Regions from separate parts of the Homo sapiens genome. Here region 1 is linked to region 2. A link is a loop called in an ENCODE intact Hi-C map of the cell type or tissue named here. Cell type or tissue: PC-9. All regions are shown on one strand. Links, peaks and the distances in the headings refer to the core of each region. The heading gives the core; the rest is flanking DNA. Region 1 holds the start of CLDN9 (claudin 9). Region 2 overlaps ZNF213-AS1 (ZNF213 antisense RNA 1).

Region 1 (16,663 bases), core at 9,773-12,272, 130 kb after region 2:
GCTGCCCCCCATCCTACTCAGGTCTCTGGAGCTCCTCTCTTCACCCCTGGAAAAACAAATGATCTGTTAACAAAGGACTGCCCACCTCCGGAACTTCTGACCTCTGTTTCCTCCGTCCTGATAAGACGTCCACCCCCCAGGGCCAGGTCCCAGCTATGTAGACCCCCGCCCCCACCTCCAACACTGCACCCTTCTGCCCTGCCCCCCTCGTCTCACCCCCTTTACACTCACATTTTTATCAAATAAAGCATGTTTTGTTAGTGCATTTGGTGTTGCAGCGGGTTACTGAGTGCCCACCCTGGCTAGGGGAAGAGATGGGCATAAGTGAGTCACGATCCCCTCTCCCCGTGGCTTGAGTGAGCATACCCACCAGGCAGAACCTAGAGCCAGACCTTGGCCTGACAGCCACCAAGGGAGGCCACCTGGCTGTGCCTGCCCAGCCCCAGCGGCGGCGCACAGATTAGAGGGAGCCCAGTTACAAATGCTCTTTATTTCCAACTCGAGGGTGGGGATGTTGGGGAGAGGGAGGTGATGGGCAGGCCCTCCCTGACAACTCCAGGGTTGGGAGGGCATGGTCTGCTCCCTGGTTTTGGAGCCAACGAGCTGCTGCTGTTTTGGTGAGGCCAGGGTTCCTGGGGCAGGGGAGGGCTCAGAAGAGAAGGAAGGCCAGCCAGTGTCCTGGGCAACGGAAGGAAACAATTACTGGGGAGGTGGGGGCAGGCCAGGGTTCCCAACACCTCTAGGCTGCCCAACTTGGGGGAGAACATCAAAGGGGACCCCACTGAGAAGAGCTCAGCCAGGCCAGCTGACCCAGCCCTGCAGCCAGGTGTAGCTTGGGCTTTTGGAAAGTGGGTTTTCCTGGGGAAGGAGGTTGTGATGGAGCAGGGCATCTGGTCATCAGGCCAAGGTCGAAAGGGCGGGGCAGTGGGGAGCAGTGGGCTCCCAGGGGAAACCTCCGCCTCACACGTAGTCCCTCTTGTCCAGTCCAGATGCACCCGAGCGGGAGGGGATGGAGTAGCCCAGCCGAGGTCCGCGGGGCCGCTCGACCTGGGGCGGGGGGCACGTGCAGCAGAGGAGCCCCCCGCCCAGCATAAGCAGTGCAGCCGCCGCCCAGCCCAGGTAGAGGGAGGCCCCCAGCTCCCGCTTGAGGGCCTCAGCCACCAGGGGGTTGTAGAAGTCCTGGATGATGGCGTGCGCCGTCCAGCACACAGGGATGAGCACCAGGATGCCGGCGAGGAGGAGGATGACCCCCGCGGTGAGCACGATACGGGCCTTGGCACCTTCGTCCTCCACACACGTGGTACACTGGGCACCTGTGATGGCCACCAGGAGGCCAAGCAGGGCCAGCAGGAGGGCAATGACACAGAGGGCACGTGCGGCCTGCAGGTCCTGCGGCAGAGCCAGCAGTGAGTCGTACACCTTGCACTGCATCTGGCCCGTGCTCTGCACCACGCAGGACATCCACAGGCCCTCCCACACCACCTGGGCCACCACGATGCTGTTGCCGATGAAGGCGGTCACCTTCCACAGGGGCAGGGCGCAGGACACCAGGGTCCCCAGCCAGCCCAGCACAGCCAGGGTCATGCCCAGCAGTTCTAAGCCGGTCGAAGCCATCTGGCCCCTCGGTTAGGTCTTCTCAGCCCCAGGCGGCCTAGGTGACTCAGAGGGTGTGTCTGGTGTGCTGGGTGGGTGTCTCTGTGTCCAGCAGGAGGGGGAAGGCTTGTTGGTGTCCCCAAGCCAGGCCAGTCCTCAGTTCCATGAAAGGCGCCTCTTGAAAGGCGCCTCCTCTCCGTGCCTCTTGCAGGTGTTTCTGGTCCTCGCGGAGCACAAAGCAGACTCGTAGTCCCGCTCGGCTGAGTGGTGGGTGTCACCTCGAGGGGCCTCCGCCCATCGGATGCCCTGAGGGTGCTGCTGCTCTTACCACCCCGCTGTCACACCTGGGCTGAGCTCGCACAGGCCCTCCAGACGCACTGCCAGGCTGAGGACAGCCACGTCTCCTGCCGGCTGGCGCAGGTTCCCACTGAGCGACTCTGACAGTGCCACCTGGGGACTCTGCGGGCTCTCGGCTGCAGGCGGGGTTTTAAGGCCCAGGCAGGGGAGGAGCAGAGTGAAGTGCAGGGAGGCCGGGATAGGGGAGACCTGAGCCACGGGGAGGGTGCGGGGCTGGGGGTTCGTGGGCAGCGGATGGATGAGGGGCCTGGGGGCCAGCGGGGGATGCTGCGGCTGAGTGGGGACAGGGGAGGAAAAGCGTCCGTAGCATCTGTGCATGTGGGAACCAAGGGTAAAGGAGGGGAAGATGGAGGACAAGCTGAGGAAGAAGAGACGGATCGGGGGTCAAAAAAGTAACAGGCTCAGGACAGAAACACACACAGGGGGCGTCGGCTTGCCTTCCTGAGCCTCCTCCTTCCGCAGCCCCTCCCCAGCTGCCTCTGCTCTCCCCCAGCCGAGTTTCGTGATGCAAACATGCCCCAGCTCCCCGAGTATCGCACACTCCCGCCCGCCTGGGACTCTCTGGAATCTGATCCATCCCCCGTCTCAGCCCAGTGGCCCCGCTAGCTCCCGGGGGAAGGTCCCCGCCTGCACTGTTCCCCAGACGACAGGTGCCTGGCGCCCAGCTCAGGTGGCATCGCCCTGGCAACGGCCTAGAAAACTACCCCCCACTTCAACCTCAGCTCAGGTGCGCTCTTGCCACCCCTGCTGCTGAAACCGAGGCTGAGCTGAGCTGCCTAAGATCTCCAGAGGCCAGAGGATGAGGGGCCTGTTGTGGAGGTTGGGGGGCACTCAGGAAGGGGGATGGAGGCGGGACGGGCTGGGGCTGGAACCCAGGGTGGGGCACAGCCCAGGACCCGGTTATGTTCCATGGGTGGGTGAGTGAGTGGCCAGTCAGGCCTCCCGGGCCAAAACACCCCAGAGGTGGGCACGGGGGTTAAGTCCAGGGACTCAAGTGTCCCCAAGACCTGCCTTCCAGTTTGCAGGAAAGCCTTACCTCCGGAAAAACCCCCTCAGAGCCTGTGATTCCACTCATGGGGACAGCCTGGGAGTCCCACTGACCAAAGCTCAAATCCTGACCCCTACCTGGGACAGGTCATGGAAGGTCGAGGTCCTTAACCTCCTTTGGTCAAAGACCCACTTGAGAAACCCCGTGGGACTCACAGAACATGCACCCACAAACATGTGCCCCTCATTTGTGGGGGAGGGTTCATGAACTCCTTCAAGCCCCTGCCTGGGTGCTAAGAACCTCTGAGGATTGTTGTCTGAAAAAGGGGTGTGACGGCCAGGTGCGGTGGCTCACGCCTGTAATCCCAACACTTTGGGAGGCCAAGGTGGGCGATTCACGAGGTCAGGAGTTCGAGACCAGCCTGGCCAACATGGTGAAACCCCGTCTCTACTAAAAATACAAAAAATTAGATATCCCAGCACTTTGGGAGGCCGAAGCAGGTAAATCGGAAGGTTAAGAGATCGAGACCATCCTGGCCAACATGGTGAAACCCCGTCTCTACTAAAAATACAAAAATTAGCTGGGCGTGGTGGCACAAGCCTCTAGTCCCAGCCACTCGCCACTCTGGAGGCTGAGGCAAGAGAATCACTTGAAACCGGGAGGTAGAGGTTGCAGTGAGCCAAGATCGTACCACTCCACTCCACTCCAGCCTGGCGACAGAGAGAGACTCCTCAAAAAAAAAAAAAAAAAAAATTAGCTGGGCGTGGTGGCGGGTGCCTGTAATCCCAGCTACTTGGGAGGCTGAGGCAGAAGAATCGCTTGAACCGGAGGCAGAGGTTGCAGTGAGCCGAGATCGCACCACTGCATTCCAGCCTGGGTGACAGTGGGAGACTCTGTCTCAAAAAAAAAAAAAAAAAAAAAGGAAAAGGGATGTGAGGAACATTGTCTCCATTCATACACTTTCCAGGGAGGTACAGAGGATCCTCAGAGTGGGCCCTCACCTGGGACTGCCTCTCACCTGCCTGGTGCTGGGAGGGCTGGGGTGTGCTGGAGCCCACTGGCCAGTGCGGGCAGGGCTGGAGGTGCCCACCACACACATCTGGTGGCTGCACCACTTCACGGCATTGCCTTCGGGGAGCCAGTGGCCAGGCACACCCCTGCTCAGTGCCCCTCACCTAGTGGGTGGGACATTGTGTATAAAGGGCTCTAACCTCAAGGAGCGGTCAGGGTTCAAACCTAGGGGTATGAGCATCGCTTCTGCGAAAGGGTTTTAGCATCTTTTGGGTCCGGGCACTGAGGCTCACGCCTGTAATCCCAGCGCTTAAGAGGCCAAGGTGGGAGGATTGCTTAAGGCCAGGAGCTTGAGACCCACCTGGGCAACACAGTGAGACCCCATTTCTAAAATAAAAAAAAAATATATATATATATATATACACAAAAATTAGCTGAGTTAGGTGGTTCCTGTCTGTAGTCCCAGCTACTCGGGAGGCTGAGGTAGGAGGATCTCTTGAGCCTAGGAGTTAGAGTCTGCAGTGAGCTATGATTATGCCACCGCACTCCATCCTAGGTGAGACCCTGTCTCTTAAAAAAAATGATACTTTTGGAAGAGAGATTTATACTTTCCTTCAGATTTGCAAAGGGGCCTTGACCCAAAACAGCTTAAGATCCTCCCCTGCAAACACAGAGACAGGCCAGCGCCAATCAGCTGGTCTGTAAGGTAAACAGAAGCCTGGCCTCCTCTTCACCACCCCCTGGGCCTCTCCACTGAGGGGGGCTCCTCCGGTACGAGGGGGGCTGACCTGGTGGCCCCACAGAGTCTGGAAGATGGGGGGGTGATACAGAGGCTGGAAAATGGCCATCAGTGGACTCAGGGAATCTTGTGGCAGGTTTGTCCAGCTCACCCAGCCCCTGGGGCTCAGATTTCACAGGGTTGGGGTGGGGAGAGCAGAGATTGCAGACGGAGGCAAGCCGGTCAGCGGGCTCCCTCGCAGCCTTCCAGGGGCCTCCAGGAATCCAGCCACACAGGTTTGGGCAGCTGTCAGGAGGCAGCAGCAAGCCTGCCTCCCTGGAAGTCCCCCCACCCAGCAGCCCCAACCCAGGGGCTATTCTCTTCCCTGGGCCGGAACAAGTCCTCCTTGTCCTAGGGCCTAAGGTGATCGGCTCATCCCACTTTTTTGAGGGACATTCCCAGCTTGAATATTGGGTCCTCCAGGGAAACCGGGACGGCTGGTCCACTTGCTGTCGGGCCCTGCCTCGGTGACTCACCGGTTCCACATTCAGCTCTAAACCCCTACGTTGTAGCCCAGTGGCGGGCTGCACACATCCAGTGAGCGCTGTGCCCGGAAAGGGCATAAGAGGACCCCAGGGGTTTTTTTGTTTGTGTTTTGAGACGGAGTTTTGCGCTTGTTGCCCAGGCTGGAGTGCAATGGCACAATCTCGGCTTACTGCAACCTCTGCCTCCTGGGTTCAAGCTGTTCTCCTGCCTCAGCCTCTCAAGTAGCTGAGATTACAGGCATGCGCCACCACACCCGGCTATTTTTTTTCTTTTTTTGTATTTAGCAGAGACGGGGTTTCACCATGTTGGTCTGGCTGGTCTGCGAACTCCTGATCTCAGGTGATCCGCCTGCCTCAGCCTTCCAAAGTGCTGGGATTACAGGCAAGCGCCACCGCACTTGCTCGGGGACCCCAGGTTTGTGTTTTGTTTTGTTTTGTTTTGTTTTTTTGAGACGGAATCTCGCTCTGTTGCCCAGGCTGGAGTGCAGTGATGTGATCTCGGCTCACTGCGACCTCTGCCCGCTGGATTCAAGCGATTCTCCTGCCTCAGCCTCCCGAGTAGCTGGAACTACAGACATGTGCCAACACACCCGGCTAATTTTTGTATTTTTATTAGAGACGGGGTTTCACCATATTGGCCAGGCTGGTCTCGAACTCCTGATCTCGTGATCTGCCTGCCTCGGCCTCCCAAACTGCTAGGATTAGAGGTGTGAGCCACCGCATCCAGCCGACCCCAGGTTTTTAAGACCCCAATTCCTCTTTGGCCCAACATCTCCACACCGGAGCAAGAAGGAAAGCAAGCCCACACTCCAGGGACTAGCCAGCAGAGTGGGTGGAGGCTGCTCAGCAAATGCGCACACCCCCACCTCAGTGACCAACCCACTGGACTTGCCTTCACAGTGGCCCTGTGCGGCTTCAGGCTCCTCCCACCCCAAGTCTCTAAGATAAAACACAGTATCTCCCCAAGCCCCTTGGGGAGAGTAAAAGTGGAGAAACATCTTGGAGCCTAGGAGAGGCTGGAAGAGGGTGGTTGGGGAGCTGCCCATGGTGGGAGGATTCCCAGGACACATGGGTAGCAATTAGCCTGTTGTCCTCAGCCCTCACTAGACCTAGGTTGGGAGGTCCTAGACCCTCTCCTAGGCCCCCGTGCACCTGGATTCAGTTGGATCTTGGGAAAGGAAGGGTTAAGGTTGGGGCCTAATCAGGGACTGGAATGCCATTGATATGGAAAAGTGGGGGCCCCTTGGTGTGGTTACCATCTCAATGGCACTTTAACACCTCCAGCGAAGTCCCCTCCCCCATCCACCACGTCTGGGAAAAGAGGTGGGGGAGGGGAACCTTCCCCACTGTACTACCCTGGGAGGAAAGGAAGCCGGCTCTCCACCAGTCCCTTCCTGGAGCGACAAAATGGACCTCGTTTTTGTTCCGTCTAGGAGGAAAGAGGGGCAGGGAGGCTCAGGTGGGCAGAAGAAACCAGAGATCAGCTTAGATAGGGTCGAAGTGGGTTAACCCGCGCCTCTTAGAGGGGGAAGTGTGGCCTGACCACAAAGGAAAGGAAGGAAGTTACCAGGAGCTACCATGCGCCAGGAACAGTGCGGGGGTGGGTGTGGGGGCAGCACACTAAGAACCCCAAGGGCAGAGTCACCCACTGCGCCCGGAGGAGCCAAGACCCAGATCTTACAGGTAGAGAAGCTGGTCCCCTAGCTCCCAAACCAAAAGGTGCAGCTAAATCTCGGTGTTGCAGCTGTCACCCTCACGGGCTCACTGCCCACCTTCACAGACAGGAACAAGCTCAGGGAGCTGAGCGAACCTGACCAAGTGCACAGCGGGAAGCAGGACACACCTGACACCAACCCAGACCCTGACTTTGGAGCTAGCCCCCCTAGGTGGGCTAAGAGAGCCTCCTGAACCTCTTTCCCGACAGGGCAGCGGGGCAGGGCCTCTCCTTCTTCTGGGCCTCCCAAGCACCATCCCGTTCCTCCTTGTCCCAAATTCTTCGAGGCTCCCAGTACAGGGAAACCTCTGCAGAAAACTGCATTTGGATCTGATTACGGAAGAGGCCCCCTCCACCAGCTGGCTCACTCTCATTGCCATGTCCCTGGCAAGGGAAGTGCCCTTTGCTCCCCACTTGCAGGGGGCAGCGGGCTGGACTCCCAGAACCTCATGCGAGCCCCACCCCAGGGCTCCCTGGGCAAGTCACAGCTGCCCAAACCTCAGGTGCTCCTGGCTGTAAAGCAGAGAGGAGACAGCTCTGCTTCAACCCTGGCACATCCCTGGACTGGCACCTTGGGGATCGAGGTGGGTATTGACTCAAGACAAGCATATTTTGTCAAAAGCATAATGGAGGTTTCACTTGTACACCTGGGCAGACTCCACTGACTGGGTAACAATTAACTTTATTATCAGTAGTAACTGTCAGTTTCAACCAGCAGCAGTTATCGCTCCCACCCTTTGAGGGTGGGGGCCCCGTGGCTAATGCTGTCTTTAAGAATACACATCTGTGTACTTCCTGTTTCTTAGCTGAGAGAGGAGGCCTCAACAATATAAAGCGCAGGGAGCTGGGGAGCGGCAAGCCAGTGGGAATGGGCACCTGGCCATAAGTCAGAGAAGGGGAAGGAGAGTTACTTTATTCTCTTCTGGTGCCAGTAAGAACTTTATCAAGGTACTAGTGCCATCAGCTCCTGCCCAAGGGCACCCAGGGCCCCAGGTCAGCATGACGGATTTAAGACACATTACGTTCTGGGAAGACGGCTAGGAAGGTAGGTCAGCCCCACAGGGGAGAGGACACTGCATGTCCAGATGGGGGCACGCAAAATGATACCTCCACCCTCTAAGCCCTGGAATCTGTGAATGTGACCTCACTTGATAAAAGGGCCTTTGCACATGTAATTAAACTAAGGATATCAAAATGAGATTATCCTAGGTTTCAGGCGGGTCCTACCTTCAACGACAATCCAACCTCTTACAACATAAAAACAGGGAGATTGGAGACAGACATGGGGAGAAGGCCATGTGAAGACGGAGGCAGGAACTCCTGTGATGCGGCCACAAGCCACAGAGGGCCTGGAGCCACCAGGAGCTGGAAGAGGCAGGAGGGATCCTCCCCTAGCACCTGTGAAGGGAACAGGGTCCTGCCCACACCTTTATTTTTGACTTTTGGCCTCCAGAATTGTAACGAATACATTTCTGTTGTTTGAAGCCATGCAGTGTGTATAAATTTGCTACTGCGGTCAGGCCGGGCGCGGTGGCTCACGCCTGTAATCCCAGCACTTTGGGAGGCCGAGGCGGGAAGATCACGAGGTCAGGAGATCGAGACCATCCTGGCTAACATGGTGAAACCGCATCTCTACCAAAAATAAAAAAAATTAAAAAATAAAATTTTTACTGCAGTCACAAAGAACTAGTACACTGCCCTTCTTGGTGGTGGGTCCCGGGCTCTCCGAGGTCCCCCAGGGTCAAGGTTGGCTTTCTGATACCAGTCCTAGGCTGCTGGAGAAGAGCCCACTGAGAAAGAATTTTCGCCTGATTACCTGAGCTCAGGCCACCTAGGGAACAAAGAGAACTTTATTAAGTTGTAGAGGCTGCACAGAAACTGGCAGGTGGGGTGCAGGCAAAGCTGGAGAGAACAGGAGCTTCCTCTCAGGGCCCAGCCCGGGTGGGGGTGGGGGAAGCTCTCCTGTCCCATGGGGATGACTTCACAGCCCTTGCATGTGACCCTTGGGTCCAGTATCGATCCCCACCACTGCTTCCCTGGTGCGCACAGCCAGCCCGACCCCTGGATCTGTTTCAGTTGAAAATTTGACTTCTGAAGACTTTTCAAAGGCCGGGCGCAGTGGCTTATGCCTGTAATCCCAGCAGTTTGGGAGACGGGCGGATCACCTGAGGTCTGGAGTTTGAGACCAGCCTGACCAAAATGGAGAAACCCCGTCTCTACTAAAAATAGAAAATTAGCTGGGCGTGGTGGCGCATGCCTGTAAACTCAGCTACTCAGGAGGCTGAGGCAGGAGAATCGCTTGAACCCAGGAGGCGGAGGCTGTGGTGAGCCGAGATTATGCCATTGCACTCCAGCCTGGGCAACAAGAACGAAACTCCGTCTCAAAAAAAAAAAAAAAAAAAAAAAGACTTTTGCGGCAGGATCAGAATTTTCAAGAGCCATACACTGAGGATGGCCTTAGCCATGGCATCCAGACCCTTTATTTATAAGAGAAATGAAATATTTGGATATAGTTAAAGCACTTTAAACTTTTTTTTTTTTTTTTGAGACGGAGTTTAGCTCTTGTTGCCTAGGCTGGAGTGCAATGGCACCATCTCGGCTCACCCCAACCTCCGCCTCCCGGGTTCAAGCGATTCTCCTGCCTCAGCCTCCCGAGTAGCTGGGATTACAGGCATGTGCCACCACGCCCGGCTAATTTTGTATTTTTAGTAGAGACAGGGTTTCTCCATGTTGGTCAGGCTGGTCTCAAACTCCTGACCTCAGGTGATCCGCCAGCCTCAGCCTCCCAAAGTGCTGGGATTATAGGCGGGAGCCACCGCGCCCGGCCCAGCACTTTAAACTTTTGTTTTCATACCCTTGATCCCCATTTCCTTGGACACGTGCTGTGGGCCCCGCCCGCTGCCCTGATCACTAGCCAGGTTATCAGCCCAGGGGACGGGTTACATTCTCAAATAACCTAGCAAGAGGCCTGCTGGAGGGCAGCAGGGGAAAATGGAAGACCCGAATCTTTAGACAAGTCTATTTTCAGACTCGCTCCTTTCTCTACCAAACCTGAGCTGCTTCCGATTCTCCTTCTCTCTTCCCCAAACTGGGCTCTAACCCCCGTCCTCTGAATCCATGCCCGGGGAAGGTGGCTACGGGCACTGGCCCTGTCGGGGGCTGCCTACTCACCCGCCGCGGGAGGGGCCAGGTCAGCAGGGCGGCGACAGGAAGAAATGCGGGGACAGGGGCACGGGCGGTGGCAGGGGAAAGGCGGACAGCAGCCATGGGTCGCGGGTCTCGGGGGCCGTCAGCAGGCTGAAGGGAGAGGGTCGCGCGGGCAGCGGCGGAAGCGGATGCGGCGGCGGCTCGGAGACCAGGGGCGGGCGGACGAGCGCGCCCACGGGCCCAGGGGCTGAGGCGACGGCGGACACGGGCAGCGGAAGCAGCGGTAGGAGCGCGGGCGGAGCGCGCGGGCGCGGGCAGGCGCGGCAGGTCCTGCAGTGCGAGCACGGCGGCGGAGAGCGCGGGTGAGCAGGCTTCGGGCGGCAGCTCGGGCAGTGCCAGATGCGCGCCGGGGCCCCAGGGCGCCAGCGGCTCGGGCCGCAGCGGGAGCGCGGGCAGCGGTGGCAGCTCGGCCAGGGCGAGAGCGGAGGGCGTCGGCGGCCCGGGGCTCAGGCCGGGCGGCAGGCCGGGCAACGGCGGGTGCGGCAGGGACGGCGGGGGCAGCGGGGTGGGCGGCAGCGTCGAGCGGGCCCGGCCCAATCGCGAGTGGGCGCGGGCGCGGGCGAGCCGCGGGTGCGAGCTGGAGCGGGGCAGCCGCGCCGCCAGCTTGGCTGCGGCCGCCACCCCGGTTGCGGCCGCCAGCCCAGGGCCCCAGAGCGCGCCGCCAGCCGTGACCTGGTACCTCGGGAGGTGGCCAAGCGCCGCACTCCGAGCGGCCCAGCCAATCGCAGATGCTCGCCGCCGCACCCCAACCAATCACGGGCCAGTGCGCTCGCGGTCTACGGGTCCCACCCGGCAGCTGTCAAGGGCTACCCTTGGCAGCCAATCAGAGATATGAGCGCGCTCCGCCAAGTTCTTCTTCCCGCCCTCTCCTGGTCCCAGCCAATCGCTGTGTCCCAGGTGCCGCAGCTGCTCCCCGCCCTCAGCTAGCCTGGCTATCAGGCGCTGCACACGCGCAGTGGGCGCCCCCACCTGGCTTGAGGATCTGCGGATTCGCTGCGACACCGAGGCGCGGCGCCTCACCAATTTTTTTTTTGTTTGTTTTTTAGGTGGCTTTTTTGGGGACTGAGCCCCTCACTCTGGCGCCCAGGCTACATTGCAGTGGCGCGGTCTTGGCTCAGTGAAGCCTCGACCTGCCGGACTAAAGCAGTTCTCCCGCCTCAGCCTCCCCAAGTAGCCGGGACTACAGGTGCACGCCACCACACCCGGCTAATTATTATGGTCTTTAAATTTAAAAAAAAAATTTTTTTTAGACGGAGTCTCGCTCTATCCCCCAGGCTGGAGTGCATTGGCGCAGTCTCAGCTGCAACCTCCGCCTCCTGGTTCAAACGAGTCTCCTGCCTCAGCCTCCTGAGCAGATGGGATTACGGGCGCCCGCCACCATGCCCGGCTAATTTTTGTGTTTTTAGTAGAGACGGGGTTTCGCCATGTTGGCCAGGCTGGTCTCGAACTCATGACCTCATGATGCACCCGCCTCGGCGTGCCAAAGTGCTGGGATTACAGGCGTGAGCCACCGCGCCCGGCCTAATTATTATATTTTGTGTAGAGATGGAGTCTCACCATGTTGCCCAGGCTGGTCTCGAACTCCTGGGCTCAAGCGATCCGCCGGCCTCAGTCTTCCAAAGTGCTGGGATTCCAGGCATGACCCACCGCGCCCGCCCCCCGACGCCACCGATGTGGAGTGTGAGATTGTCCTCTCGTTGCTGTTTACCCATTGCAACTCAGGTATGAGGATCCTGTGTGGATGGGTCAAGGTGCACAGATTTCCATTCAGTTATCTTATAAGAAAGATAAAACGATATCACAATTCAAAAGTAAAGTTTGGTGATAATATACTTAGCATTTGTGTTAAAGTTCCTAAGAACAATTGTAAATGACAGATGGGTGCGAATCTGGTAGCTCAGAACAAAAAGGATAAAATGGTCAATCTATTCAAAATTGGAATATAGAAACTTTTTTTTTTTTTTTTTGAGACAGGATCTTGCTCTTTCGCCCATGCTGGAGTGCAGTAGTGCCATCATGGCTCACTGCAGCCTCGATCTCCTCGGCTCAAGTAATCCTCTCACCTCAGCCTCCCAAGTAGCTGAGACTACAGGCATGCGCCACCCTGCCAGGCTAAGTTTTTTATTTGTGGAGATGGGAGTCGCCGGGTGCGGTGGCTCACGCCTGTAATCACAGCACTTTGGGAGGCCGAGGCGGGCGGATCACGAGGTCAGGAGGAGATCCAGACCATCCTGGCTAACATGGTGAAACCCCGACTCTACTAAAAGTACAAAAACTTAGCTGGGCAGGCGCCTGTAGTCCCAGCTACTTGGGAGGCTGAGGAAGGAGAATGGCATGAACCCGGGAGGGGGAGCTTGCAGTGAGCCGAGATTGCGCCACTGCACTCTAGCCTGGGCGACAGAGCGAGACTCCGTCTCAAAAAAAAAAAAAAGAGAGAGAGAATCAAGAGAGTCAAGTCGATTATGTTTCTAATTGTTGTTTGAGATGTCTAAGGCTATTTCGTTAATCAGGCATTTAAGGCACGCAAAATATTTAGGGAAAAGTCGAGTTGTGAAATTCGTATTTGTTTTTATTTACTTATTTATTTTTTATAGAGATGGGGGTCTCACTATATTGCCCAGGCTGGTCTTTAAATTGTAGGCTCAAGCAATCCTCCTGCCTTGGCCTCCCAAAATACTGGGATTACAGGCGTGACCCACCATGCCTGGCCGAGCTGTGAAATTTATAAACTAATTAAGCATTCATCAAAGATTGTGAAAGTGAGTTTTACATCCAAATTATTAGTCAATACAATATCTGGAAGGCCACTATAAAAGCTTAAGGAAAATGAGATTTTTATCTAACAACTTTAATAAATCGATTATAAATGAAAACACAAAGAATGAAGTGTTCTTTTCCATGCACAAGGCCCCTAACTTGGATGTGGTTCCCCCGCTAGGCGGTCACCAAGTGATGCCCTCCCTGAGGGCAGGCGTTGATCGAGTCTGTTTTCTTCTCATGATTTCTCCTGTTGGGAACATGGTCCCTGGCACATGGCCTCATTGATGTTTGCCAAATGAATGAATGAGGTGCTGGGTGGTGGCTGCAGGCCCATGCCACTCCCACCCTGGTCAGCAAGCCCCTTGCATGGCACGCGGAGGCAAGCAGGGAAGCACGTTTGTGGTTCTAGCATGGAGGAGACCCCCGGCCAGGCAGCACCAGAGGCCAAGCCCAAGGGTCTGTCTTCCTTGCTGGGCAGGCGAGGGGCATTGCAGTGCTCAGCATTTCCCCAGAGGGCAGCGGCCTGGGAAGACATAGAGCTGGGCTAGGGAGGGGCGGGGCCCTGGTGAGGCCTTGCCCCCTCCTCCCCTCCCAGGGACCTGAGCTTCTGGGGTCAGTCACTCAGCAGCCACCTACAGGTGGCAGAACCTGCTATCCTTCCCAAGGGCTGGGTGTCCCCCAGTATGGCTGGAGGGGTGACCACGGGGGGCCTTTGGGCAGGCGGCTCGGCCATTGCGCCTCCCTCTCACCTCCGTAGCCATTCCCCAGCTGGCCATTGCTGCCTCTCTTCACGTCGGGGCCCCCTGTGGCACAGACAGACAGACCAGGAGCACTCGGGTCACCAGAGAGCTTCCGTCCACCCCAGCTTCAACCCAGGCTGTGGGAGACACCCCCTCCCCGGAGGGCCCAGGGCTCAGCTCTGCCTCAGTTTCTCAGAGGACCGGGGGGAGAGGGACAGAGTATGGAGAACTGAGTCCGTGATGGCCCTCGTTCCCAACTCCATCACCTCCCCTTCTTGGTCCAGTGTCTGGGCTGGCTCTCAGGGTCCCGGGCTCTTCTGGCCTCTCCTCCAGCTCCATTCCTTCCTGCTCCTTCCTGCCTATGCCCTCCTGGCCTCTTCTCACTCACTCCATCCCCTCCGCCAAGAGGGCTGTACCTTCTATCTCTGTGGGGCTGTGGGTAGACCTGGGCCCAGGGCCCAGTTCCCTGAAGCCACCTCTAATGGCCCCAACACACTCATCCAGGCATCCCGTTACCTGGCTGGCTCCTGGCCTCAGCATATTCATCTCCAGCCTGATATCCAGGCTTCAAGCCGGCCCCCCAGGCCTGGAGGGTGGGCCAGCGAGAGTTCCACAGCACCCCGGCCTGCCCTGTGGGGAGGAGAGCTGGCAGGGGTACCCTTGCCCACAGGAGCTGGGACCCCTGGCCCCTGTTGGGCTTGGCTCTGCTCCCAGAAGGCTCATTTCTTACCATTTCCTTCAGGGGCTAGAGCTGCTGCTTTGGGGTACACCAGAGCTTCCACCCCATCCCCTCCAAGAGACTCTGGTCATTCCCGCCTAGCCCCTGGGCTGTTGTCTCCCCCACTCCACTGCACTTTGTCCCCTGGGTCTGACTCACTATTCCTAAAACCATTGGCCCCATGGAACCCTGGAGGAGGAAAGAGGGTGTCAGAGGCTGGGCTGGGGCCCTGAGCCCAACTCTCCCACCCCGACCCCTGCTCCCCAGGCACCTGGCTGTGGGTGGGCCTCGGGGAAGACCCTGGCTCCCAGGACACCATTCCCATAACCTAAACCTGCAGGACAGAGATTGGAGAGGAGCTAGGGACAGGCTAGTGGAACAGGGACAGCATCAGGAGGGCCAGGTGACCAGCTCATAGACAGGGGGATGCGGACAGACAGACTGACTCAGGCATGAGGGAGATGCCAGCTTCCGCTCAACATGGGTCGGGGGCCCAGGAGGACTCACCAATTTTCTGTGGCTCGAGGCCACCATTAAAACCTGGGGGAGAGAAAACTGTGACTCAGAGATGGGGGTCAGCGAGAGCCACAGCCCTGGCCTCCCCTCTTCCTGGGATGGCAGAAGGAAGAGGAGGGAAGAGGAAGGGAAGGGAGGGGAGGAACTCCAGGAAGGGCCTCCTCACCTGGTTCTGCTCCCGGTCCATAGCCATTTGGAGGCTGGTGCCCTGTGAGGAGAAAGGAAGTCAGTGCGGGGGACCCAGGTCTCCCCTGACTCCTTGGAGGCCAAAGATCGACCTTAGGGACTCTGAAGGGGAAGCAGAGACTTTTCCTGTCCACAGGGAATGGAACCAGAAGAAATCTGGAGAGCAGCAAGAGACTGGGCGCAGTGGCTCACGCCTGTAATCCCAGCACTTTGGGAGGCTGAGGTGGGCTGATCACTTGAAGCCAGGAGTTTGAGACCAGCCTGTCCAATGTGACAAAACCCCGACTCTACAAAAATACAAAGATTAGCCAGGTATGGTGGTGCGTGCCTGTAATGCCAACTACTTGGGAGGCGTATTTTGCAGTGAGCCAAAATTGCACCACTGCATTCCAGCCTGGGCGACAGAGCGAGACTGTCTCAAAAAAAAAAAAAAAAAAAAAAAAAGAGCAAGAGGGTAGACTCGGGGAGGGACTTCCTGGCCTTCGGGTGCCTGAATAGCTTAGGCAGCCTAGGGAAAAAGGGTGATGGAGGGGTGACCCTGATCTGGGGTGGAGACAGAGGATAGACCTAGCTGAGAGTTTGTCCCTCTGGGATGTGGGGCCTGGGGGCAGACAGACTCACACCTGCTTTCTGAGGTTTCAGTCCCCACTGGATGGCTGGCATTGGTGCTAGGAGGAAGGTTAGGGGCAGGAGTGAGCCCAGCCGAGGGCTTGAGAGACTGCAGATGCCATGGGGCAGGGATGGAAAGGACTCCCATACTGGGGACCACATGGGGTCCCAGGGCCAGAGTTCAGGCTTCTCCTCAGCAGATCACTGTGTGACAAGTCACTGCCCTCTCTGAGCCTTGGCATCCGAGGACAGAGTGGGATATGGCAGCCAGGCCCTGACCCTCATAGGGCCAGGTGCTTCCCAGTGCCCCCTAGGCACCCCCACTCCACACTGACCTGGTAACTTGCCATTCTGCACTGCGGAAGGGGGCTGGGATTTCAGGCCCCAGCCACCCTCTTTGTCCGAAGGGACCCCTGGAGTGGGAAGCCTGGGGAGGAGCATCGGAGCGACCCTCGCATTGCAGGGACCTACGATGGGAAGGAAGGGAGGGGTGGGGCTATGCTCCAGGCCAGTCCTCACCGACGCCACCCAGGAGGCCTTGGCCTGGCCAAGCCACCGGCCTGTAGTGGCTTCTAGGGCAGACCCAGCACCTTAGGGGGACATTAGCCAGGCTGGAAAAAGCCCAGCTCCCTTGGTCCACACTCTCCTGGGGGGACCTGGGGATCCAGGCAGGGGATAGAGGGATGTAGGGATCTGGCAGGGATGGGGCTCCTGATGGAGGCCCCTCCGTCTTCCAGCAGCCTCCCTCTCCCTTCCTCCTGGGCCCCCACCCCTGGTCCCAGTGGCCTCACCTGGCCAGGGCCCATTTTCATGGCCGTGTCCTGGAGAGGGAAAGCAGAGATGAGTGTGGCAACACTGGGGGCAGAGGCTAGAAGGGCTGAGAGGCAGAAGGAGGTGTGGGGCAGAGCCAGGGGTCCCCCACTCACCTGACTTCTGAGGCTTCAAGGTCCCTCGCAGGCCTGGGGAGAGACAGAAAGAGGCCAGTTCAGACATCAGCCCAC
Region 2 (12,327 bases), core at 365-2,864:
TTTGAAATGGAGTCTTGCTCTGTTGCCCAGGCTGGAGTGCAGTGGCGCGATCTCAGCTCACTGCAAACTCCGCCTCCCGAGTTCATGCCATTCTCTTGCCTCAGCCTCCCGAGTAGCTGGGACTACAGGAGCCCACCACCATGCCCGGCTAATTTTTTGTATTTTTAGTAGAGACGGGGTTTCACCATGTTAGCCAGCATGGTCTCTATCTCCTGACCTCGTGATCCACCTGCCTCGGCCTCTTTTTTATATTTTTAGTAGAGATTTCACTGTGTTAACCAGGATGGCCTCGCTCTCCTGACCTCATGATCTGCCCGCTTCAGCCTCCCAAAGTGCTGGGATTACAGGCGTGAGCCACCGCGCCCGGTTATTTGTTTATTTATTTATTTATTTTTTGAGACCGAGTCTTGCTCTGTAGCCCAGGCTGGAGTGCAGTGGCGCCATCTTGGCTCACTGCAACCTCCACCTCCCACATTGAAGCAGTTCTCCTGCCTCAGCCTCCCAAGTAACTGGGATTACAGGAGCACACCACCACATCTGGCTAATTTTTTGTATTTTTAGTAGAGATGGGGTTTCACCATGTTCGCTAGGCTGGTCTGAAACTCCTGACCTCATGATCCACCCGCCTTGGCCTCCCAAAGTGCTGGGATTACAGGCAATTCTGCTGCCTCAGCCTCCCAAGTAGCTGTGATTACAGGTGTGTGCCACCATGCCCGGCTAATTTTTGTATTTTTAGTAGAGACGAGGTTTTGCCATGTTGCCCAAGCTGGTCTCAAACTCCTGACCTCAAGTGATCTACCCGCCTTGGTCTCCTAAAGTGTTAAGATTACAGGCATGAGCCATCGGGACCGGCCCACTGTTTTTTCTCGCTAGAAAATACAGTCTAAAGTGGCCAGGTGCGGTGGCTCACGCCTGTAACCATCCTGGCTAACACGGTGAAACCCCAGCTCTACTAAAAATACAAAAAATAAGCCGGACGTGGTGGCAGGCACCTTGTCCCAGCTACTCGGCAGGCTGAGGCAGGAGAATGGCGTGAACCCAGGATGCGGAGGTTGCAGTGAGCTGAGAACACGCCACTGCACTCCAGTCTGGATGACAGAGCAATACTCCGTCTCACAAAAAAGAAAATATAGTCTATAAATAATGAAGAAAGTAAAGTGAACCTGGGAGGTGGAGGTTATAGTGAGCTGAGATCATGGCACTGCACTTCAGCCTGGGCAGCAGCAAGACTCCGTCTCAAAAAAAAAAAAAAAAAAGAAATATGCGAGCTGCTAAGCTAGGCAGTTCTGGCTCAAGATCTCTCATGATACTGCAGACACCACACCAACGAGGACCCCAGTCCTCTGGCACTGGAGGACCCACTTAGAAGGCGGATGACTCACGTGGCTCTTGGCAGGAGACCTCAGTTCCTCCCCACATAGGCCTCCCTATAGGACTGCTTGAGTGTCCCGTTTACCAAATGATCTAAATATGTTCCGGTTTTGATTGGCTGCTCTGCAATGTGGGCCGTTATCTAGCTGATTCGGTGGGGCCTGAAGTGTCAGTTCCTGCCGCAGGGATGTTATATGGAACCTTTGGCAGGCCGCTACAGACGAATCATAATATAAACCTGTGCTAGTTATTGATTACGTCCCAGCTCCTGCGTTGCCTGCTCTGTGAAATGGTTCTGGCCCTTTAGTTTTTCCTTTACCAGCTGGCATGATCTTAAGCTTTGTCAGTAGAGGGCGCTGGAGAGACATTGCAGGAGACGAGTTTCCCTTCCTGCTTCTGGTGTGTTCTCTCTAGGCTCCGGCATGACGGGTGACTTCTTCCGAGTCTGGCTTCTGCAGCACACAGGGCTTCGCCAGCACCCAGCTCCTGCAGCATGGGCAGCTCCTGTGACAGCAGGCGCCCGCAGCCTGCAAAGCGTCTCCAGTGCCGCCGCCTCAGTGAACCTCAACCAGCGGCACCTAGCAGCTTTCTCTGCCACCCTCTTCAGGTAGTTCTGTAGCAGCGCGTTTCTCATGAGACACTTCCCTGTGAGCAGCTTTTTCTACCCTTGAGGATGGATTTCCAGCAAATTCTGCCCATGTGGTACCACAGCCACTTCTCTGCCATTCAGTGAAACTGCCGTTGTGCCCTCTTCAAGGTCTGGATCTAAGCCCAGGGACCAGGAAACCTCTTGCTTGAGTGCTGGAACTCAGGCCAGAAGGTATGGCTGCTGCTATGTGCTGTGACCAGAGAATCAGAGTTCTCTTTACTTCTTACCAGCCAACCTCTTGAAAATGCCTTTTTGTTTTTTGTTTTTTTTTGAGACGGAGTCTCGCTCTGTTGCCCAGGCAGTGCAGTGGCTCACTGCAACCTCCGCCTCCTGAGTTCAAGTGATTCTCCTGCCTCAGCCTCACAAGTAGGTGGGATTACAGGCATGTGCCACCACGCCCAGCTAATTTTGTATTTTTAGTAGTGACGGGGTTTCTCCATGTTGGTCAGGTTGGTCTCAAACTCTCGACCTCAGGTGATCCACCTGTCTCAGCCTCCCAAAGTGCTGGGATTACAGACGTTAGCCAGAGCGCCCAGTCTAAGCCCTTTATAGCTTAATTCTATATATTAAATTTTCCCAGTTCAAATTACTGTGTGCTTCCCTTCTCCTGATTGGACCTTGCTTGATACAAAATTAGTACAAGGAGTGGTCTCAAGAGATAGATGCACAAAGAAGGGATATGGGGACGGATTTGGGTATTTGGGCTTGAGTGCAGACTGAGCTCCTTGACAATGAGAAATAGGATATGTATTAGGGTTCTCCAGAAACAGAATAACAGAATCTATATATACATGTGTATGTGTGTGTATATATATATATATAGAGAGAGAGAGAGAGAGCTTTTATGTGTGTGTATATGTATATATATAAACACACACACACTAAGGTATTGCCTCACATGATTATGGCAGTCGAGAAGCCCCACAATCTGCTATCTGCAAGCTGGAGACCCAAGGTCAGTGGTGCAGCATTTTTTTTTCAGATGGGGTCTCCCTCTGTTGCCCAGGCTGGACTGCAGTGGCACAATCACAGCTCACTGCAGCCTTGACTTCCCCAGCTCAAGCAAGCTTCCCATCTCAGCCTCCTGAACAGCTGGGACTACAGGTGGACACCACCATACCCAGCTAATTTGTTCTATATATATATTTTTATATAGAGATGGCCTCTCCCTGTATGTCCTAGGCTGATCTCGAACTCCCCTGGGCTCAAGCTATCCGCCTGCCTCCGCCTCCTAACAGTTTTGTAATTTTAAGGCCTGAGAGCCAAAGGCCAATGGTGTAGATTCCAATTCAAGACTCAAGGCCTGAGAATCAGGAGCACAAGACCAGGAGATCAATGTCCCAGTACCCAGGTCTCAAGTACTCAGGCACAGAGAGAATTCAGCCTTCCTCTGCCTTGCTGTTCTGTTTAATTCCATACGGATGGATGATGCCCACCCGTGGTGAGGGCCGTCTGCTTTACTCACTCAGCCAATTCAAACGTTAATCTCTTCTTGAGAAGCCCTCACAGACACACCCAGAAAGAATGTTTAAGCAGCTGTCTGGGCATGCCTTGGCCCAGTATAGTTTAACATGAAATTAACCATCACAGGGTGCTGGTTATCCACGGCTTGCAGCGATATCACAATTAATCAAGCAGCCACCTGCAGGTGATGATGAAGTGCCAATGAAAGCATGTACCTGGTGGGAACAAGTAGCTGCTGCACTCAGCCATTATGGTGTCCACAGATGTATAATGATGATTATACAACCATGGTATGGGATACATTATTTTTAGTGCACTTGAGCATTTACAGTGAGAAAATGACAAGCCCAAGTCCCTTAGCTCAGTTCAAGTCATGGTCTGAGAACCTGAGAACTTCTGTGATAGCTTAGAAGCAGCTCTTATAGCCACAATACTGTCACTGAAAATCAAACACAAAACTTAACTGTAGAGTCGCTGAATAATAATGACAGCTAAATTCCCAGGCCCAACAAATCTCACGTGAAGGTTACTGCGCTGATTGGTAAAGAAGGTGATCCTGGCCAGGCACAGTGGTGCAGTCCTGTAATCCCAGTTACTCGGGAGGCTGAGGCAGGAGAATCGCTTGAACCTGGGAGGTGAGGTTGCAGGGGGCCGAGATGGCGCCACTGCACTTCCAGACTGGGCGACAGAGCGAGACTCTATCAAAAAAACAAAACAAAACGAAAAAACAGAAGGTGATCCTGAAATTCAAAGTGGGGATATATGTTTGGACCCAGATGAAATTGACAGTCTTGATTCCTTAGGTCACTCTGAGCCTCCTTTACCAGTAGAAGTAGTTTGCCCTCAGTATCTGAATAGAATAGCCTTTCTCTGCTTGAAAACCTTAGGATAACCTTCCCAGGGGCAGAAGACCTAAAAGGGGATGTCCATTCTCCTGAAAACCCACCACAATTGCGCTCCATTGCCAGTAAACTCATAACAACTAGGGTCAAATCTCAACACAATCTATATATGTGTGTGTGTGGAGAGAGAGGCTGCACAAGCGTGTGCAAGAGACAGAGAGAGAGGGGAAAGATACACGTTATGACCCAGGAGGAAATAGCTTATACACTAAAATAATTCACTTTGCTGATATAAACTAGCAGAAACCTGGGGGATAGATGCAAGAGTAGATTCTAAGGATAGCATACCAAAGTGGACAGAATATAAAAAGAGATGAGATTAGACCGGGTGCAGTAGCTCATGCCTGTAGTCCCAGCACTTTAGGAGGCAGAGGCTGGAGGATCATCACTTGAGCCCAGGAGTTTGTTATCAGTTTGGGCAACATAGTTGAAACATAAAATACAAAAATTAGCGGGGTGTTGTGGTGAGCACCTATAGTCCCAGCTACTCAGAAAGCTGAGGTGGGAGGGTCGCTTGAGCCTGAGAGGTCAAGGCTGCAGTGAACTGTGATCATGCCACTGCACTTCAGCCTGCGTGACAGAACAAGACTCTGTCACACACACACACAAAATGAGAAATCAAATTCAATGATATAGGTGCATTTAGTAGACTTCAAATTTAATGTTAGCGTGTGTGGCTGTTGGTGGCTTTTTAGCAGTTTACTCCATTGGTTGGCTGAAATTTGGACTCATTGGTGGCCTTCAGTTAACAAGGTTGAGATGGCTGAAGTGGCATGACAGGAAAGAAGGAAACCAAAGGCTCCTTTTCCTTAGGGAGATGGAAATGTTGAGTGGCCTTATCATGCATGACCTGTGTACCCACCCCATCCCCAGCTATCTTTTACCAGTAGACACTGGCTTCACTAAGTCTCTGAGAAAGGCATTAATGACAGGATCACCTGAATCCTTGAAGAGCTCTGTGGTTGCTCTGTGAGATCTGTGTTCATCTCCATGACTAGCCTAGGGCTTTGTTAGTTGAGAACATAAAAATTGCTGTCTTAAGTTACTGAGGTGCAGGCCATTCATTGGGTGCTGCCTTTACACCAGGCAGGAAGCCCGCCTGACCCCATGTCTCAGGCTGCCAGAGGAGCGTGCGATGAGGAAGGCTGGACTGTCTTCACAGGACACCAGGGAGAAGCCTCAAGCCACTGCCCCCTGACAAGTCGCAGCTCTCCAGCCTGTCTCCTCACTCCCCTCCCCTCCACATGGGGGGGTTGGGGTGGGGGCGGGGAAGGTTCGGGGCAGGGGTCATTTCAGCTACTGGGCACCAGTCTCCTCCTCATGTTTATCCTGTTCCCTTTGCTTGAAAGGTTCGTACTCCAGATCCTTGTAAAACCGCTTCTCACCCTTTGAGTCTCAGCTTAAATGTCCCCTCCTTGGAGGGGTCTTCCCTGACAATGAAGCTCCGACCGTCCTCTCCTGTTTTACCCAGTTCATTTCTTTCTGGCATTTGTAACTACTTGAAGTTAAAGTGTGTGCCATGTATGTGTCTGTCAGTTTCCCCCACCACACTGGAACCCCATGAGGGCAAGGGTCTTGTCTGGAATCTTCCTCACTTACAACTCAACATTTAGCAAAGGACCTTTGCTAAATTAACAGGCATTCATTTTGTATTTGAAAAATGAACTAGTGAGGCCGGGCGTGGTGGCTCACACCTGCAATCCCGGCACTTTGGGAGACCGAGGCGGGCTTGAGGTCAGGAGTTCGAGACCGGCCTGGCCAACATGGTGAAACCCCATTAAAAATACAAAAATTGGCTGGGCGCGGTGGCTCACGCCTGTAATCCCAACACTTCGGGAGGCTGAAGCGGGCGGATCACGAGGTTAGGAGTTCAAGACCAGCCTGACCAACATAGTGAAACCCCATCTCTACTAAAAATACAAAAATTAGCCGGGCATGATGGCAGGCGCCTGTAATCCCAGCTACTCGGGAGGCTGAGGCGGAAGAATCGCTTGAACCAGGAGGTGGAGATTGCCGTGAGCTGAGATCACGCCACTACACTCCAGCCTGGGCAACAGAGCACGAATCCATCTCCGAAAAACAAACAAAAAAACGAATGTGTGAGGAACGCAGCAAAGCCCCTACAGTTAACGTTTGCCGCCCTCTGCCCCTCAGGCACTCCAGAGCCGCGAGCCGCCTCGCACAGCCCGCGCGTTTCTTCTGCTCCCCCGGAAGAGGGCACGGTCTCCTTCCTGGCCGCTCTCTGCCGGCCGTACCGCACGACAGCTGGCAGCACCGTCAGCCCCTGCTCGGGAGCTCGGAAGATGCTCTAGCTCCGCGGCCAGTGCAGCGAACCCACCCAACCCTGGTGCAGGAGCCATTGCAGCAAATTGACAGGGAGTCCTCTGGGCCGGAAGTGGCCCTGGCCCTGCGCCGTATGCTCTCTAGGACTGCAGGAGGCTCGGCATCTCGGTGATAGACCCAGGAAGTCAGTGGCTGGGCGGGGCGGGCTGTGAGGACTGAGGTCTGTAGCGAAGGTCCAGCCCCGTGGTCTTCGCTTCGTTCGGCAACGAACGCCCAGCGAAGGGTAAGACGAAATGCTTCAAAGACAGGATCCTGGAGCAGTTGCCGGGGCAACCGTGCGGCTTGGGGCGTGGCGGTGAGGGGAAAAGGGCCGGGCACAAACTTCAGCCGTGATTGGCTGGTTCTGCTGGAGCCGCCTTTCTCCCCGCCCCGATGCCTGAATGGCTAAGGGCAGGGGGGCGTGGCCTCCTGGATTCAGTCATGCCGGCGACGGGGCCGCCGAGCGAGAGGCTGGGTCCATGGGACCCTGCAGGCTCTGGGCTTCGCTACACGGCCGGGCCCGGGAACTGGGAGACGGTGTCCTAGGCTAGGACGGCGCTGAGGCCGACGCCCCCGGCCCAGAGGGGCAGCGCCGACAGCCGATCCCTGAGCGCTTGCAACAGGAACCTGGGGCCGCAGGGAAGCAGGTGGGAAGCCAGGATGCATACATCCTGCCTCTCCGCCTCCGCCCTCACCGTGCTCCTGACACCGCATCAGTGATGATCTGGTGGAGTTCTCCAGTGGCCGAGAAGCCCCGAGGAAGCCAGGGAAACCGCTGAACCTCCTCATCCTCTACCCAGGGAGACACCAAGACCCTTACCTGGCTTCTTCCCTCCAGCCTCCTACCTCTCAGTGACGCCCATCACCTACCAAACTATGAGCACCCTTCAGCCTGGCGTTCCAGGTCCTTCCCTGGCACAGCCCCTACTCCTCCCTGTCTTATTTGTGCTTGTCGAATATTTCCGAAACTGCCAAGTTCCACTCTTAAGATACTCTTTCCAGATCTATCCCACAGTGGGGCCTCCGGAGGGATCCCTAGAGGGAGAAGTGGGCCAGCCATAAGGAATGGCCATCTGCAGGCACCCTCCACGGGGCCCTTGGAACCCGTGCTCCTGCACTCTGCCACGAAAGGGGAAACGTTTCACCAGGAAACTGTCTGCTGTCTGGGCTCCCTGGAGGCCAGAGTGAAGTTTTTAAATGACTCCCTAGATCACTCAACGGTCTTTTTTTTTTTTTTTTTTTTTTTTTTGGAGACAGGGTCTTGCTCTGTTGCCCAGGCTGGAGGGCAGTGGTGCGATCACAGTTCACTGCAGCCTCAACCTCCCAGGCTCAGGCGATCCTCCCACCCTAGCCTCCCAAGTAGCTGGTACTACAGGCACGCATCACCATGCTTGGCTAATTTTTTTTAACTATTTAGAGACGAGGGTCTTGCTGTGTTGCCCAAGCTGGTCTCAAATTCCTGACTTCAAGCCATCCTCCTGCCTCAGCCTCCCTAAGTGCTCAGATCACAGGTGTAAGCCACCACACCAAGCCTTGACAGACCTCTGAATCACTCAGGTCCTGACATCTGGTCCCTGGCACGCTGGCCACGGAGCCTAAGGAACTGAAATTAAAGCAAGCAGCACTCACTGTGCAAGTGAGTACTCTGCTCAGCTCTCTTGCCAAGTGATGACGGCTTCCAGGGTCATTTTAGAAACTCTCCCACCTCTGTCTCTCTCCTTACTTAGAAAATGAGCTCTTTTGAGAGCAACCCTGCTTTACAAATGAGTCTCCCTCACCCCCTCACACTGAACCAAGCAGAGCAATCCTATTTCTGGCTGAGTGATTGGGACCATGAAGACAAACTGAAGGGAGGAAACAGCTTTTTTTCTGGCCTTGGAAATAATCATTTAATTCAACCAATCCTGCCAGCATCCCTAGCCTAGATTCCAGAGACCTCCTGGATACCATCAAGTCCTGCCTGGGCTTCCGCTAGTGAGCAGCTCCCTGGTGTCCCGTTGATTACATCCCACCCCACCCACATCTCTAGCTGAGTCTAACATTCCTGAAGGTCAGGTCTATTGTCCTACTCTCTCTCTTTTTTTTTTTTTTTTTTTTTTTTTTGACACAGAGTCTTGCTCTATCATTCAGGCTGGAGTGCAGTGGCAAGATCTCAGCTCACTGTGACCTCCACCTCCTGGCTTCAAGCAATTCTCCTGCCTCAGCGTCCCAAGTCGCTGGAACTACAGGCGCCTGCCACCATGCCCAGCTAATTTTTGTACTTTTAGTAGAGACAGGGTTTCACCATGTTGGCCAGGCTGGTCTTAAACTCCTGGCCTCAAGTGATCCACCCACCTAGGCTTCCCAAAGTGCTGAGATTACAGGTGTGAGTCGCTGCGCCTGGCCTTGTCCTCCTCTTTTTAGATAGCCCTGCATGGGGCCTAGTAGTGTACACCAGTAGTCCCAGCTACTTGGGAAGCTGAGGTGAGTGGATCACTTGAGCCCAGGAGTTCCAGACCAGCCTGGGCAACATAGCAAGACCCCGTCTCTATTTTTAAAAAGACAAAAAAAAAAAAAACAAAAAACAAAAAAAAACCTGGGCTAACAATGCACACTTACATTGTTGTAGAGAGCGGTATCTACAGTGCTTGGCCCTGTGCCTGGAAGAGCAGCTGCTTGACAACTGGCAGCTATGATTACTCTTCTCAGTCTACCGTCCTCAGCAAGCCACTCTTTTCCTCAGGATCTGGGAGCCAACCAGGGCTGTGGCCACCCTGGTGGCCCCATAATCCACAAAGACAGGTGGGGTCTCAAGGGCCTTCTTGGTGCAGACATCCTCGTGGTCAGTTGGTGTCAGAGCTGAAAGTTATCTCGGGAGCTGGGCCACAAATATGGGATGATAGGCAGGATGAGCCCATCCCCACCCAGGGAAAAAAGCAGAGAATGGGAGTTGGGAGCTACAGAGGTTAAAACCAGGGAAAGAGGTCAGGCACGGTGGCTCACGCCTGTAATCCCAGCACTTTGGGAAGCCGAAGTGGGCGGATCACCTGGGGTCAGGAGTTCAATACCAGCCTGGCCAACACGGTGAAACCCTGTCTCCACTAAAAATACAAAAAATTAGCCAGGCATGTGGCACACACCTGTAGTCCCAGCTACGCGGGACACTGAGGCAGGAAAATCGCTGGGACCCAGGAGCTGGAGGTTGCAGTGAGCCAAGATCGCACCTCTGCACTCCAGCCTGGGCAACAGAGCAAGACTCTGCCTCAAAAAACAAAACAAAAAACAAACAAAAACAGGGGGCCAGGCGCAGTGGCTCAGGTGTGTAATCCCAGCACTTTGAGAGGCCGAGGTGGGTGGATCACAAGGTCAGGAGATCAACACCATCCTGGCTAACATGGTGAAACCCTGTCTCTACTAAAAATACAAAAATTAGCCAGGCATCGTGGCGTGCGCCTGTAGTCCCAGCTACTCAGGAGGCTGAGGCAGCAGAATCACTTGAACCCAGGAGGTGGAGGCTGCCGTGAGTGGAGATCAGGCCACTGCACTCCAGCCTGGGCGACAGAGCAAGACTCTGTCGCAAAAACAAAAACAAACGCCAGCGGAAAGACCAGGAGTAAATCAAAGCTCAGAGCCAGGCAGGGGCGAGCAGGGCGAATTATATAGGACATATACCAGGAGGCCAAGGAGGTGAGACATAGCAGAGGCAGGTGACAGCAGCTGCAGCATGGGCCAAGAAGGAAAGTGGCCCCTGGTGAGTGAGGAGCCCTCGCAGGACCACAGGCAGGCCATGGTGGGAGCAAATGGCAAAGGCCAGTCACAAAACCCAGCCACCGATGCCTGAGTGGGAGATGGGGCAGGCAGGAATTTCCGGACCAGTTCTGCCTGCTCCTGGCTTCCAAAGAGAAGAGCCAAGGGAGAGTGCGGGCTCAGTAAGCAGTGCCCTTGGGACAAGTGGCGTCAGCAGCAGACGGCCGGCAAGGGGTCCCCAGGTCCAGGAGCGGCTGACTGGCTTCAGCCCTGGAAACCTCTCTGTACTTGAAGCCTTTGCTTGCCAATGTGTGCAACGCTTTGGAATGGGCCTTTGGCAAAAGGGACCCCAACCCTGGTGGAGACCCAAGCCAAGAGTGGTGATGCGGGGATGCCTCAATGAGGACAGGGGATTAGCCCAGGAGCTCCCCCACGCTCGGGGAATCAGCGCCAGGGCACCAGGAGACAAAGCTGTGTAGGCGGGCGCTTCAAGTCCAAGGCCTTTAATTCGCAGAGTGCCTGCCCTTTCTCGCCCTCGCCCTCCCCCATCGCCATGCCTCACCCCATGCCCTCACCGCCCCAGCTCCCTTCCCGAGCCCCTCTCTCCTCCCTCGGAGCCTTGACTCCAGTGGGGCTGTTCCAGTGGCCCTGGGCGCCCCGCTCCCCCTTTCCTGGCCTCCTAGGTGGGAGCGGGTGGGGGTGTGGCCAGAGCCCCCGCCGCCGCCGCCCCCAGCATCAGCATGGCCAGGGCCTTGGGCCCGGTGGTGTGGATCTTCTCGTGCCGGTGCAGGTTGGAGCGCCGGCTGAAGCTCTTGCCGCACAACGGGCAGGCGTAGGGCCGCACGCCACGGTGGGTGCGCTGGTGCGCGGTGAGGTGCGAGCTGTGGCTGAAGCTCTTGCCGCAGTCGAGGCAGTGGTAGGGCTTCTCGCCTGTGTGTGTGCGGTTGTGCGCGATGAGGTTGGAACGCTGGCTGAAGCACTTGCCGCACTCGGGGCACGGATAGGGCTTGACCCCAGTGTGGGTGCGCTGGTGGGTGACTAGCGCCGAGCTCTGCGTGAAGCACTTGGCGCAGATGGGGCACTTGTGCGGCTTGGCGCCCGTGTGGGTGCCCTGGTGGGTGACCAAGTCCGAGCGGCGGGTGAAGCGCTTGGCGCAGCGGTCGCACACGTAGGGCTTCTCTCCGGTGTGGATGCGCTGGTGCTGAATCAGCGTGGAGTGGTGGCTGAAGCTCTTCCGGCAGGCGGGGCAGGTGTAGGGCTTCTCGCCCGTGTGGATGATCTGGTGCTGGATGAGGTGCGAGCTGCGGCCGAAGCGCTTCCCGCAGTCAGTGCAGGCGTAGGGCTTCTCGCCCGTGTGCGTGCGCCGGTGCGTCACCAGGTGCGAGTGCCAGCTGAAGCCCTTGCCGCACTGCTCGCACCGGTAGCTCTTCCTGCCCACCTCACTGTCAGGGGCCAGGCCCTCCTCGCCACTCTCCGGGGCGCCCTTCTCCTCCTCGTTGGGCTTCTCCGGGACGCGGTACTCCTGGGGCTCCGTGGGACTGGGGTCTGGCGGAGCTGCATCCGGGGTGCGATCTGGCTCAGCCGGCTGCCCGGAGTCTTTGGCCGGCCCTGAGCTCCGGCCGCAGGCTGCTTCCTGCGCGCACTGCGGGACGCCCCACTGGACTCTCCCTGCCCTGGTTCTGAAGGGCTTCACATTCCCAAGGGCTGCCACGGATGAGGTCTGCACCCTCTGCCCCACCTCGACGGCTCCTGGAAAAAGAAAGTCGTTTCCAGCTAGGGACGAGCTTCCCTAAGGACCCCAGGAGGGTGGAGAAGGCAGAGCTAAGGGTGGGGGCTGGATTCTCAGAGACCAGAAAGCGCAAGGGCCGCCCTGGGCGCAAACCGCCCAGGAGG

Evidence for each region. Peaks named below come from ENCODE experiments on the same cell type or tissue, not always from the same donor. Only the 100,000 strongest peaks of a DNase experiment are listed, where the experiment ranks them.
Region 1: a loop joins it to region 2, with 18 times the contacts of the local background. A loop is called at or near these places in 3 of 110 quality-filtered maps.

What each region holds. Positions count from the first base shown.
Region 1 is chr16:2,998,314-3,014,976 of GRCh38, reverse strand. It overlaps GREP1 (glycine rich extracellular protein 1), which reads right to left. Exons shown (of 29, transcript NM_001396456.1): 22 at 16,589-16,621; 23 at 16,454-16,483; 24 at 15,998-16,129; 25 at 15,034-15,075; 26 at 14,859-14,891; 27 at 14,150-14,263; 28 at 13,643-13,696; 29 at 12,966-13,416. The coding sequence ends at 13,391. It overlaps CLDN9 (claudin 9), which reads right to left and starts at 2,054. Exons shown (of 1, transcript NM_020982.4): 1 at 472-2,054. The coding sequence starts at 1,614. The coding sequence ends at 961. It overlaps CLDN6 (claudin 6), which reads left to right. Exons shown (of 2, transcript NM_021195.5): 2 at 1-265. RefSeq lists silencers at 627-794, 10,671-10,760, 10,771-10,870, 10,815-11,109, 10,857-11,150 and enhancers at 2,370-3,195, 5,462-6,419, 6,420-7,379, 10,815-11,109, 10,256-11,214 and 4 more. In PC-9, for the core only: a CTCF peak has its summit at 11,108 (motif pointing left); DNase peaks (open chromatin) are centred at 9,856 and 10,976; H3K4me3 peaks cover 393 bases; H3K27ac peaks cover 380 bases.
Region 2 is chr16:3,119,112-3,131,438 of GRCh38, reverse strand. ZNF213-AS1 (ZNF213 antisense RNA 1) reads left to right here. Exons shown (of 6, transcript NR_110900.1): 4 at 1,786-1,978; 5 at 2,129-2,191; 6 at 5,473-5,910. It overlaps ZNF205 (zinc finger protein 205), which reads right to left. Exons shown (of 7, transcript NM_001042428.2): 7 at 10,922-12,183. The coding sequence ends at 11,114. Among named protein-coding and RNA genes, the nearest start is that of ZNF213-AS1, 9.6 kb to the left of the region's middle. RefSeq lists silencers at 1,697-1,991, 1,743-2,000, 6,893-7,162 and enhancers at 1,840-2,059, 3,197-3,747, 6,603-7,082. In PC-9, for the core only: CTCF peaks have their summits at 1,503 and 1,714 (motif pointing right); a DNase peak (open chromatin) is centred at 1,708.